Linked DNA regions of Mus musculus: region 1 is linked to region 2. The links are chromatin contacts, found by Hi-C or POLR2A ChIA-PET in ENCODE. All regions are on one chromosome and are shown on one strand. Each heading gives the region's core, a stretch centred on a gene start or an enhancer-like site at or near the end of the contact. The rest is flanking DNA. Distances are from core to core; before and after follow the strand shown. Region 1 holds the start of Pigk (phosphatidylinositol glycan anchor biosynthesis, class K). Region 2 holds the start of AI115009 (expressed sequence AI115009).

Region 1 (7,046 bases), core at 3,373-5,872, 47 kb before region 2:
ATGTGCATTCTATTTGGGGAATGACAAACACAAACTCATGATCCAGATTATATTAAAGATATAAATTCACACCATGCAGGGAAATGTAAAGTAGAGAAAACACTAGGCCAGTAAGCAAACCATGCTCAGGAATGAAATTGTGGGAAGTCACACACTGATTTCTTGTGCAGCAGTCACACAGGAAAAGCTAATGAAGTAAGAGCTGGGCTCAGAACAAGAAGCGCAGCCTCCTGGGACAGCATGTCCCGCAGCTCCAACGCCACGAATTGCCGTCCTGAGGGGAAAAGTCAGGTTCACAAACTTAAGAACAGCCAGGTAGGTGAGGTGCTGCTGCTGGCATTCCCAGCTTTGAGGAAGCTGGAACCGGACTGCTATGCATCGGGGGTCAGCCTGGGCTACAGAGTGAGAGCCTCAATGTCAAACAGAATGTCCAACATAACTCTGAACAAAATAACCAACTTAGGATCTCAGCATCCAGGAACTGAATGATACAATGAGTCCCAACACAGAGACCCTTACAGCATTTGGAAAACACCAGAAACCTACATATCCACCAATGAGGAAAGATCCTCGGCACAGTAGGTAAGGCAATGCAGCAGAACTGACTGAAGACAGTCCCAGTGTGAGAGACACATATGCACAAATACACAGAACAGCTCTAGGCTCTGTGGAGAGAGAGCGGCTTCCCCAGATACTGACTCTGGAATGTGGAGCGGGAAAACTTCCCTCCCTTGTAGCTGACGTAAAAGTCACACAGGCAATTTGTCTTTTCTTCTCTTACACCTTTCTGCATGATTTGAATTTTCTACAACTATCACTTCTTGCAAACATAAAAATCAATAAGACAGCATAAGTATAGTTATCTATAAACTAGTACTACAGAGAAACATAATTACTCACTTCAAGCATTAAAATAATTCTGTATTTGTAAGTGTTTTTTGTAATGACAGCACCTCAAATATATTCTTGTATTTATTTACAAATCACCACTTGGCAGAAGATTTTAAAGTAAGAAATATTAGTAGCTGTTGTCAATTTAAAATAAAGTTTAAAAAAAAAAAAAAAAAAGAGTTGCTGCTTTTTCTATAGTGGCCACACCTGTAAACCCAGCACACCAGGGGTAGAGGCAAGGGGGCCAGCAGTTCAAGGCCAGCCTCAGCTGCACAGTGAGTCTGAACCAGCCTGGGCTACACAAGTCCCCTCTTCAGAGAGAGACAAAGTGGGGTGGGGGAGGAAGAGGGAGGGGGGAAAGGGAGAAGAGATAGAGGGAGGGGCAGGGAGTTGGAAAGGGAGAAGAGATGGAGGGAGGGGGAAAGGGAGAAGAGATAGAGGGAGGGGGAGGGAGTTGGAAAGGGAGAAGAGATGGAGGGAGGGGGAAAGGGAGAATAGATAGAGGGAGGGGGAGGGAGGGGAAAGGGAGACAAGATGGAGGGGGAGAGAGGGGGAAAGGGAGAAAAGATAGAGGGGGGAGGGCTTTCTTTTTCTATCAAAATTCTTATTTTAAGGGATAAATTTTATTTTTAAAAATTTAATTCACAATTCACAAAACTGTTTAGATACATATCTAACGTGAGCACCAAGATATATGTTTGAAGAGCATACTTACCAAAACAGCCCAGTTATTTGTGTGTCCACTTCTAAAGAACTGTTCGGCTTGATCCTGTGGGTCAGATAAAGACAAGACCATTCACACATACACACATTTTATGAAAACATACGATTTTCCAGAATTAAAGAGGGGTAAACAACATTTAGGACTCTTGGACCTTTTTATTTGAATTTTTAGATTTACTTATGTGCATACATGCTTTGCCTGTATGTATGTATGTATGTATGTCCACACAGGCCAGAGGAAGGCACTGGACCCTCTGGGACTGGTGTACTAGACAGGTGCTGGGAACCAAACCTGGGTCCTCTGGAAAAGCTTCCTGACCTTAACCACTGAGCCAGCGCTCGCCCCTCGGGGCTTCTCTACACTAGCAATCAAGTTCACTTGTGAAGATGCTGTACTTGGCCTTACGAACAGAATAATCAAACATAAACTAGCAAGTACTTTAGGCTCAGCAGGTAAAGGTGCTTGCTGCCAAGTCTGGGGACCTGGGTTCAATCCCACAGTAGAGAAAACTGACTCCCTTACGCTGTCCTCTGACACCCACAGATACATACAAGGAATTAATGTTGATTAACTAAATGTCAATTAATGTAACCTCTAAAAGATCCTATCTCAGTGCAAAAAGCCCTACCTAATTTAAGGCACTACCTGAGGAGAAGCCCTAACCGAGACAGCTGCACATTAAGCAAAGTAACTTTAACTAGGATGCTTGGCTCCTGGGCCGAAGGTATAAGTTAACGGCAGAGCCTTTGCCTACCAACCATCAGCCCAGACTTTCATCTCTAGTGCAGAGAAGTAAGTAGGGAACTAAGTAAATCCACTTGTCCCCTTCCACACACTCTGAGCAACCCCACCCCAGCGTCATTGACACAACTACACAAGTATGCTGCATGGGTGTCCTTGCTTTAAAACTAGGAAGCATTAAACAAATGCAAGTGAATTACTGAAGTCACATTTTAGTCTTTCTGTATGGAATTTATCTCTTTTAAAAATTAGGTTATCATTTAAAACTGCGGTGCGCGCGCGCACACGCGCGCGCGCACACACACACACACACACACACACACCATCTTCTCTACCATGACTCATGCTCTCACTGTGCTCCTTGTCTTCTTGGGCACCAGTAGTTTATTGTGAACGTTACAATCCCCTCTTCCCACAGCATCTAAGCTCTAACTGGGTTATTGTGAACATTACAATCCCTCTTCCCACAGGAGCTAAGCTCTAACTGGGGCACATTACTAGAGCAGTTGGGACGTCTGAATTCAAACCTGGATCTACCTACCACTCGCTGACTTGAGCATACCTTAGAGCATCTTGGCTTACCTACACCCACCCACCCCCACTCCCCCACCCCCCACCCTTCATCATCTACAGAGCTGGTAGCAGACTCACAATGTAGGAGCAGAGAATGCAACAAAGTGATTGCCTAACAAATGGAGATTTCAGCTGTGTGGCTAGCAGGAAAGTTTCAGAGACAAAAAGTTCCAGGCAAGTGTGAGAATAGACCCACTGCTACAACCACCCTCAGCCCCCAAAACCATTCTAACAGCTGCCCAGACACTGAACAAAGCAGCAAGCAGGGTGCTACTGTGGATAACCCCTGGTTTAGGCATGGGAAGGCCTGAGCTAAAATTGAGCGGTACATGACACTGGGGCAAGTCAGTTTGCACTTTAAGCTTGAATTTCTCCAAAAGAAAATGAGATTTGACCTAAATAATCTCTAGCGTCCTTTCTAGGCTCAAACTTGTTGCTCCATTGAAACTTTACTGAGAACTCTGTAGCAGCAATGTAACGTTAATCAGTCAACATTTAGTTAACGGAGCACCTTCTACGTGCCAAGCACCACGGAATACGGTGATAGGAAAATCACCAAAAGGCATGCAATCTTCTCTCAAGCACATCAGAGTTTAATACAGGTGGACATGTAAATGCACTGCACTACAATGTACAATTACGGATTCACTGTATGCTTAGACATCTATCCTGTCGGGGATGACAGCAGATCACAGTGCGTGCCTTCATCAGAGATTACTGTCCAGTTAAATAGACACACGTTAGCAAAGAACTCACCACACAATATATAAAGACACCAAATGTGGTCTGTAATTGTAACAGGGGAACATGACTTTGTAAGGGAAGGTTTCCCTACAGAAGTGACATTTTGGGCGAATACCCAAAAGATGAAAAGACAATTCCAGACCAAAAAAAAAAAAATTGGGCCAATGGCAAAAGGGTCCCAGTGGTTTGTGAAACTGAAAGCTTAACAAAGCTAGACATTTAAAGAAGGTGTAAGAGATTTCAAGAAGGGGTCCTGAGTGACATGATCAGGTCAGCATTTGAAAAGTTACTCCGTCCTCAGCTCAGAGAACAGACTAAACCAGAACTGCCCCTGCTGAGTTAGGAGACTAGGGCAGCCTCGGTGATAAACTTGGACGAGGTGTTTTTACAGTGTGTGCTGACGCCCGGGCAAGCAGGTCTAAAAAATAATGCTAGAAATCCAAGTCGCGTCGCTGGGGAAATCGCTGGTAACAGCATCGTAAAGAAACCAGACGTCCTGCAGCCTCAGGGAGGAGGAGGTCAGGGCGGAGGAGCAAAACACCAAAGCCATGACAGTCCCCACGCGTGCCCTGCCTGTCACAGGAGCAGAGGACCGGGTCCTCCTCCCTCGTCACCGCTGGCTTCGCACTCTTAACAGGGCGTTCTAAAAGGCTGTGTCCGGTCCCTGTCCTCAGGACGGACGGTCCTGAATCCCACAACACAGCCCGGGGAGGGAAGACGCTGCAGGCGGCTGCCCTCAGGGGCCGTGCGTCCTGCACCTGAGGCGCTCACAGTCACACGGTCCTCCCTGGGGTCGGTCCTCAACAGACACCGATGCCTACCTCGATGTGTCCAGCGGCAGAGCTGCCGAGAGACAAGAGCGCCAAGGCGGCCAGGGTAGCCACCCGCAGAGTGAGGAAGCAGGGGGCCGCCATGTTTGCCGGCTTCTCACGCCCCGAAGAGCAAAGGGGCGGGGCGAGTGCCGTAAAGCAGCGCTGCCGCTGCCGTGCACGGGGGGGTGTGGTTTGGTTTGTTCTTCCCATGGTAGTGGCCTTGAGTTGTTTTAGTTTTTGTTTTGTTTTGTTGCTTCATTTTGTTGTTTTGTTTTGTTTGCCACCGCATACACCTTCCTCCATTCAGGTTCTGGAGTGGCCGGGGCAACCTAATTGGAGAATTACTTACTCAGCTATGTTTCTAGGTTTGTTTTGTAAAATAGACACAATATTTAAGGAGGAAATTTTAAAAAGATAATTTGGGGATCCACAATATTTGATGTTTCCCTTTGGTGTGGTGCTATCAGTTAGTTGGCTATGTGGTCCAAGATTTCTAAATCTTAAAGGACGACAAAATGGAAATATGATCACTGGGGTTTAATGACTGCCAACCTACAGGGGAAAAAAAATGGGTTCAGTGAAGGATGTTGCTTCAAGAGATCAAGTCAGAAAGAGGTGGCACCCAACACCTGCTTCTGGCTTCCATAAGTGGGCCTGTAAACACACACACACACACACACACACACGTACACACACGTACACACACGTACACACAGACACCATACAGAAGGGAAAAAATATACAGTATTTCTGGTCATTCTGTTTTCTAATTTTGAAAAAAATTTTTGTTGTAACACTATTACTCATCCATTTTAATTATTCTTTGAATATTTCTTTTAATTTTTTTTGAGACAAGGTCTCATTATGAAGCCCTGCCTGACCTAAAGCTACCTTGAACTCACAGAGAGACCTGCCTACCACTGTCTCCCACGTGCTGACATTAAAAGCACGTGCTACCATGGCCAGTTTTGCTTGAAAGTGTTTTGTGTCCTTTTTGTTTCACACACACACACACACAAAACAACTTTAGTTTTTGGATTTTATGTAACGTGTATGGATATTTTTCCTACATATATGCCTAAGCACAATGTGTGTGCATTGCCTGCAGAGGTCAGAAGTGGACATCAGATCCTCTGGAACCAGAGATGGTTGTTAAATCACCACGTGGGTTCTGAAAACTAAACCCAGGACCTTTGCAAGAGCAGCCAGTACTCTTAACCACTGAGCTATCTCTTCACTCCCCACAAAAGCCCTTTTTTTTTAATTGGATATTTTATTTACATTTTTAATGTTATCCTCTTTCCATGTTTCCCCTCTGGAAACCCTCTATCCCATCACCCCTCCCACTGCTTCTACTACAACAGACTGACCTACACTGACAGCATTTCCCTACACTGAGTCATCTAGCCTTCACAGGACCAAGGGCCTCGTCTCCCACTGATGCCCAACAAAATTATCCTCTGCTGCATATGCAGCTGGAGCCATGGGTCGCTCCATGTGCACTCTTTGATTGGTGGTTTAGTCCCTGGGAGCTTTGGGGGGTCTGGTTGGTTGATATTGTTGTTCTTCCTACAGGTTGCAAACCCCTTCAGCTCCTTCAGTCCTTTCTCTAACTCCTCCATTGGGGTCCCCATGATGAGTCCAATGGTTGGCTGCAAACACCCACCTCTGTATTTGTCAGGCTCTGGCAGTGCCTCTCAGGAGACAGTTATATCAGGCTCCTGTCAACAAGCACTTCTTGGCATCCACAGTAGTGTCTGGGTTTGGTGACTGTATATGAGATGGATCCACAGTAACCCTCCAAAATCTCTGAGGAGAAACCTGCTCAGCAGGTTCTTCTTGAAATTCATGTAAATGAAGCATTCCCAGGCTTACCCCCCCACCAATAACATTTACCCACCTTGTAAGTCCCCACACACTCCCCAAGATCTATACAGCCCCGTATAAAGTTGAACTGTCTCACTGAAGTTGATCCCAGAAGTCAATGCATTGGTATTCTTAGCTTTCTGAACCCTGGTCCCCCACTTCTGCTCCCTTTTTCCACGAGGGCCAGTGGCGAACAGCCTCCAAGGAGAAGAGAAAGTCACAGTGAAGCTGAGGACAAACAGAAAAGCTGTCAGGACAAACACAGCAACCTGTGTGCACACTCCAGAGCAGAAAGAAGTTTAGATTAACAGAGGAATGGTGAGGGTTACATTGGACTTGCAGTTCAGAGAACACAATACAGGCTGTTATGAAGGAGGCTATCTTGGTAAGTAGATGTCCCCTGTCCTTGGGGCTTTGAGGGTTCAGGGATGAGTTTTGATGTGTATCCTACGGGCCTGAAAAGCTTCAGAGTGGGGTGATCATACCAGTCCCATTCAGGAGAATGTGCTGAATAGAGAGCATTTGGAAAACTGCTACGACAGTCAACCGTGGCTTAGAGCAGTGTTAAGAGTTTAGGAAAAACGTATGGATACTTCATTCCTCCTTAGAACAGGGAACAAAATACCCATGAAGGGAGTTACAGAGACAAAGTTTGGAGCTAAGACAAAAGGATGGACCATCCAGAGACTACCCCA
Region 2 (6,864 bases), core at 1,877-4,376:
TGCAGTAACAGTGACTAGCATCTTGCCCTTCCTACACCTCTCTACTCTGGGATACACCAGCTGTCACTCTCTAAGGCTGATGTAAACTTGCTACATCTGTTTCCAAGCTGGCTACAGTGTGTTTTCTCTGACCCCTCTCTCTTTACTAGGTTGTTGCTGTCACTTGCTGGATTTACTAAAGATACTAAGAATCATGTATCACCTCGAAACAAAAACAAACCCTAACACTAGCAACAGAACCCAGGAAAGAAGGACCTCAAGAAGACCTACAGGAACTGGCCTCTTCAGTCCCGTGTGCTTCTAAGTCGACTAAGCCACCAGGCCCTAGGATTTTCCAAGGACTGTGGAAATGATTGCACAGGGCAGAGATGGCTTTGGCTCCCTCCAAAGCCTGCTGTCAACTAAGTGAGAGGAACATAAGTGGAGACATTCTCACAGAGGACACCAATGTCCTCAGAACTGAAAAAATCGCCCCCATAACATGACACATTATTATGGCATGTGGCTTCAAAAATGTTCACAAATTTTATTTAATTCTCAAAATTGAGCTAATTAAAATTTGATCTCCCGGGCTGGTGAGATGGCTCAGTGGGTAAGAGCACCTGACTGCTCTTCCGAAGGTCCGGAGTTCAAGTCCCAGCAACCACATGGTGGCTCACAACCACCCATAATTAGATCTGATGCCCTCTTCTGGTGCGTCTCAAGACAGCTACAGTGTACTTACATATAATAAATAAATAAATCTTTAAAAAAAAATTGATCTCCCTCCCTCTGCTCAAATAAAGCTGTAGCTTGAGCAACAGCGGCTTATGTGGACCAAGAAATAGGTCCAAGGAAAGATCCTGAAACAGACATTCAAATGGTGAGTTTTTAATTTGAAGCATTTAGAGTGCTGGTTTCTACCAGACCCCAGATGCCAGGAGTCTGTATGTAGCTTTTGCCTCCTTTCTTCCACATACCCTCTCCAGAGTGGGCCCTTGCAGGCAGTTAGAGATCATATTCCCTGGAGACCCAGAGCATCTCTCAAAGAGCAGTGAAAAGACATCTGTGGGAAATGAGTCATCTTGGTAGCTGTGGGGAGGATGGGTGCACCTTGGTCTGTAACTGGGTAGGCACCAGTACACCTCACCAGCCGTCTCCTGTTAGGGCGTTCTGATGGCCCTTGGGCCAGTGACCACTTTGCAGTTTAAAGCAGACCCCAGCTCTCCACCACTCAGTCCTCTCTTCCTCCTTCAGCTCCTCCCAGCAGAAAAGATTCTTTGACTGCTCACTAAATCTTACGCTAAGGATTTCAGGCCTTCTACTCAAATGTTTAAGTTGCTCCAACTTTTCTTAAGGGCTGGGTACTCCAGTGTTAAAAGACCCAACAGAATCCTTCCTCTTTCCCTACTTCCAACTCCCTATCACTGAAAGGCCATTAACTTAAGAATATATGAATTCTCTGACTTGGGTTTTTCCCCCCTGGAAGAGCTCCTGGAGGAGCTCATGATAAGTGGTGTCTGTCTGTCTGTCTATCGTCTGTGGTGTGTGTGGGAGTGTCTGTCTGTGGTAAGTTTGTGGGGGGGGGAGTGTCTGTCTATAGTGTGTATGGTGTGTCTGTATAGTGTGTGTGTGGGGGGGTGTCTGGTGTGTGTGTCTGGTGTGTGTGTCTGGTGTGTGTGTGTGTGTGTGTGTGTGTGTGTGTGTGTTTGTGTGTGTGTGTGTGTGTGTAGAAGCAAAACTGTATCCAGCTCCAATCGCCCGGTTCTTGGCTCCTTGGTGCCCTGGCTGCCCTGGCTGCGTTGCGGGCTGGGGAGTGACTGCAGCCCGCGCGTCCCCACCCCCGCGCCCCGCGCCCGCCCGCGCAGCGTGACTGGCGGCCGCCGCAGCGAGCTCCGGAGGCGCGGGCCGAGCGCGCAGAGCCGGGAGGCGGCGGCTGGTGGCGTCGGCCGCGTGGTCCTCCTCCGCGCCCCTCCCCTGGCGCTCGCGCTGCCTGCGCCCGGGAAGCCGCTGCTGCTCGCTGCTGGCTGGCGCGGGGACCGGCGCGGACGCGGGGGCGACGGGAGCGCGGACTGCACAGCTGCCCGGGAGTCGCTGAGGGGACCCCGGCCTGAGCGCATCCAAGTGAGGGCTGCGCCCCGCCAGCCCCAACCTCGGGAGCTTCCCCTCCTGCTCCCCACTGCACGCGCGCCGTACAGCCATGAACACCAACGACGCCAAGGAGTACCTGGCCCGGAGGGACATTCCTCAGCTTTTCGAGGTAAGAGGCTGGGGTGGCCAAAGGATCCCCAGCGAATGTCCCGAGGGCCAGTGCCCGGCTGCACCTTCCGGTGTAGGGTCCCTAATGAAGGCGCTCACAGAGGCTCGCCGTTCCCTTCGCCCCAGACAAGTCGCCTTGTGCGCTCGGGTCGCTCGGGTCCTTTTCAAATGCAGGCTTCGAAACCCGTATCTTGGGATCAAGTTTCCCTCTTCAAGCTGGGTACTGGATGCAGGCTGTCCCCAGAGTATCCCTCCGAGATGGGCACCCAGAATGGACAGCAGATCGTGGCCTGGCAGCACTCTCTGGGACTGAGGGTCAAGCCAGGTGAGACCAGTGTCGCCCACACGGAGGCAGGACAGGAAACTGAAGGTTCCAGAGTCCTAAACATTCCAGGCGCCAAGCGTTGGGACCCCTTGCAGGGGAGGGAAAGCGTGGACGAAGCGACTCTCCCGGGGGGGACGGCTTGAGGAGAAGGATGAAGATGGAGAGGGAGAAAAAAAACCCACACACGCATATATACACACAGCCCAGCCGATCCAGTGCAGCGCTATCTCCTGGGTCCCTGAAGCTCTAAGCGGCCAGTCAATGAACTCCCGAGCGCGTTTGCTGGTTGCTTGAAAGGTCCTCCCAGCCTCCAGCGCCAGCCCTCGCGCCCACCTACACAGACTGGGTTCGACTGGGAGCGGCCAGACAGGCGTGACTCCTGTTGCTGGCCTCTGCTGGGCTTAGCAGCAGCATCCAGCATCCGCACCAGGGACAGGGGATAGGAATGTGAGGAAGGAGGCTTGAGGAATGAGCTAAAGGTACCTGCTTCCCAGAGAGAAGTCCTGCTTCCTATTATTCTCTCCACATTCCGTCTTAAAACACCCTAAATCCGAAGCGCTTTTGCTTAGGTTATAAAACAAAATAAAAATTAAAAAAAAAAAAAAGGACGGCACCAATCCAAGCCTCATAGGATGAGCCTTAAAAATTTTGGCCTCCAATTCTGAAGGAAATGGAAGAGTAATATTATAAACCAAAGGCCACACATTGTTCTTTTTCCTGTTTAGGGGATTTTTTTCTGTTAGAAGGAAAGTGCAGTGCTTAAGACAATAATTTTTGCAATACCCCCAAACTATGTTTATTTAACCCAGGATACCATAATTACAGTGCTTGGACAGCTTTTTTTGCTGTTTTTGTAAATGTGGAAATGAAGAGCTGAAATATTTTTTTAAATTATAAATGTTAAGACCAAAACCGATTTTATTTCTATGCTTCTAAAAGAATGATAGATACACGCCTGGCGGAGTCTCCTGACATTTCTCTTCCGTGGTGCCAGGTAATGTACAGGGAGCCAGGGTGGTCTGCTCACAGAACTCTGTATGGAGTGTGCTAATGAGCCCTGGTAGGTAGCTGCTTAGGCTTCAAGCTTCCCGTTGGCTTTTCTGCATATGAATGGAATGTCCCCAAATACTGCACACACTCAAAAGGACGTCAGCTTGCTTACCTGAGAGGCACTAAACGCTGTATACTGAGACTCAGTTCAGGACAGCAAAGAGCTGGAGAAGACTATAGAGACTTCTAGGTTCCATTTGAACAGTGAGACCGATTCACTGCACAGCTTAGAGGGAAGCAGGACCTGATTGTCCATGTGACGAGTACAGACCACAAAAATCCAACACCTCAGATTTCTAAAATGGATTTTCTGTGCCAGAATCCACACTGTTCTAAGTTTAACCAGGTGCCTTCCAAAACCCCAGATGGTTGCAGATAGATAGTACATGCCATTACAGATCACAGTAACAGGTGGCTGATGCAATGTATCACCACCAAAGCCTAGAATATAATGGAACTTTTCAGATCTCTTTGGGTGGTACAGAGTATCTGCTAGGTTTGTGGTTGAAAAGTACTCCCGCTTTAAAAATAAATTAAAAACAAAACACAACAGAACGTTTGCAGCTGGTTCTGCTGTGTTCCTAATTCGCCTTTGTAATATAACTATTGGTCTCTGACCTTAGATCAGAGGTTGGCAATTAGTTGAATGCTATCAAAAGTCTAACTAGATTATTTACATATTCAGAGGGTTAACTCAGAGACTAAGCAATAGCACCAGTAGACTACCTATATTCAGTCCTGGGCTGCTGCTGGCACTTAGGAAAAAGGACTTAAGTTACCAGTGAAAGACTGAAGCTCACTGTTACCGATTTAAGAATCAGTGCCCTTTGGGGAGCTAGTTTTGTTTAGGAAAACTTGAAATGTCTGTCTCCCAGTTGGAAAACTTGCCTTGCGTATACCCACCCAACTTAAGCCTTTAGGAAAAGACAAAATTAACAGGCCTGGATTTTAAGTATTAATATTGTGGCTGGGTTATATATGGGGTTGAGAGAATCTGGTATTTTGATTTACCCCATTCCATGTTTTTATAAAATATACAAAGAAGGTTTTATGAGAAGCTGGCTCGGAGTCCTGAACCTAAGACCATCTGAGTAAGTATGCTTAAGAAATCCACTGATAACTCTGAAACACGATCTGCTGACCCAAACCTAGAGGCAGGGATGCCCACAGGCTTGAGTGTACACAAGGGCTCATGGGAGAGCCACAAGACCCCGTGTGTCGATGCAGTCGGTTCTGGCCCACAGAGTAACGGGAGCGTGGGAAGCTAACCTGCCGCACAGAAATCGCATGACACTTCCTCTGCCTCCTCAGCAGCTGAACTCATCTGATGGAACCACAAACCCAAACCCATTCCACTCAGGGTTCCCGAAAACAAAGGCACCTGCTGGGAACTGCCTGCCCTTGGGGGGAAATGGAACTGATTTAAAAATTAAAAGCTGTGGTAGGGTTTGTCAACCTTCGGAAGGTTGTGTGCCTTATGCATTAGTAATGTATAGGTGAGAGTAATGTATAGGTGAGAGTAATGTATAGGTGAGAGTAATGTATAGGTGAGAGTAATGTATAGGTGAGAGTAATGTATAGATGAGAATAATGTTTGCTTTTTCCATGAAACATTCTAAAGGAAAATATTCTTTGCACTTCAGACCAGGTTCCAGGAGTGGACATTTTCAAAGATGTAGAATTTGTGGGAACTAGTGTGTGCTAGTCTCCGTGAGTTACACACACCAGGCACTTGAGGGGTCCCTGCAAATACTGTGACTGGCAGGAACATGGGCCAAAAGAGATAGGATTAGAGAAACTCGGGTTCACTTGATTTAGCCAGCGCTGATTGAAACTTCTGGAGCCTGACACCAAATGCTTTATTTTTTACATATTTAAACACAATAAAACTTAAAGAAAAGTTTTCTCATGACAGTTGTCCCAGCAAAGCTTTAGGCATGGCCACACCCAAACGCCTTTACAAAGTGCATCTCCTTAGCAAAGCACCTGTGACCTTTACATATAGAATGTGTTCTGTTGACTGACAAGCAGTGCTCAGGCCCTATGGGGAAGGGTTTATGATAAGCCCAAGGATAGATTCTATTGACTGAGAGACAATGCTCAGGATTCTAGGAGATTCTGGTGCAGGTTAGCATCAAAGACTAGCAAAAGATCACCAGATCAAACAGCATCCACTCCAACCTTCTGGTGAACAGCTGTCAGTTTCTTCCACTGAAGACCAAAGCCTGTGTGGTTAACAGTTCTCATTTCTCTAGTGCTTATTATGTGTGAGCACGTGGACCTCTTGCCCTGTACAAGGTTTCACGAATTAAAAACAAGTCAGACCGTACTTTCTCCTCTGTAATCGTATAGATACTGTGATCGTATAAATACTATAGAGATTTACTGCACATCAATCAGCATTTTAAAAACTGACCTCAAAATGTTAGATTTGTTTTTAGTATTTGTGTGTGTGTGTGTGTGTGTGTGTGTGTGTGTGTGTGTGTGTGTGTGTGTGTGCCTGTGGAAGTCAAAGGTGCCAGATGCCCTGGAGCTGGAATAAGCAGTTGTAAGCTGCCTGATGTGGGTGCTGGGAACCAAACCTGGGTCCCCTACAAGAGCAACCGAGCCATCTTAAGCACTGAGCCATCTTTCCAACCCTGGTGTCAATTTCAAGTCTCACTTAAACATGAGTTTGGAATTATCTTTTAATCCTAATCCTAAAACGCCAACATGTATGTACTATACATGTATGCACTACACACCAGGGAGGAAGAGAGCACATAACTAACATTCCAGGATAAACAACAAGCGTGGCGTTTCTTCCTGACAATCAGGTGGTCATCCTGAGTCCCACAGGAACACGAGAGAAAGGGGCCACAGGCCAGCCTAGGCTTTCAGCAGAGGCTTGCGATAATAGGAAGGGCTTCCCACGCCACACTTGGTCTTGCTTTGATGGTGCTTTTCTGTATTAAAACACACATCTGTCTTGCTATTTGAAAGGCAGAGGATACTGAGCTGAATTCTCACTTGTGCTCAGCGCGATGGCTCGAGCCTTCAATCCCAGTACTCGGGAGGCAGAGACAGTTGGATCTCCATAGGTTTGAGACCAGCCTGGTCTACATAATGAGTTCTAGGCTAGCCAAGGCTACATTGCAAGACCCTGTCTTAAAACAACAACAACAACAACAACAACAAAAAAAAAAAACCCCAAAAACAAAAAACAAAACCAAAGAAAACACAATTAACTGGTTACAACGTTAGGGGTTATC

The links. Hi-C counts contacts between places; a loop is a spot of excess contacts on that map. ChIA-PET counts read pairs that join two places held with the same protein, here RNA polymerase II (POLR2A).
Region 1: a loop to region 2 is called in a map of left cerebral cortex, with 2.5 times the contacts of the local background. The contact joins the promoter of Pigk here to the promoter of AI115009 in region 2. A Hi-C loop is called at or near these places in 2 of 37 maps with a recorded cell type or tissue (both left cerebral cortex). POLR2A ChIA-PET finds 5 or more read pairs at or near these places in 3 of 5 experiments (Patski and embryonic stem cell).

Annotation. Positions count from the first base shown.
Region 1 is chr3:152,711,676-152,718,721 of GRCm38, reverse strand. It overlaps Pigk (phosphatidylinositol glycan anchor biosynthesis, class K), which reads right to left and starts at 4,622. Exons shown (of 11, transcript NM_025662.5): 1 at 4,495-4,622; 2 at 1,607-1,660. The coding sequence starts at 4,587.
Region 2 is chr3:152,663,175-152,670,038 of GRCm38, reverse strand. It overlaps AI115009 (expressed sequence AI115009), which reads right to left and starts at 3,126. Exons shown (of 4, transcript NR_040386.1): 1 at 2,207-3,126. It overlaps Ak5 (adenylate kinase 5), which reads left to right and starts at 1,679. Exons shown (of 14, transcript NM_001081277.2): 1 at 1,679-2,239. The coding sequence starts at 2,180.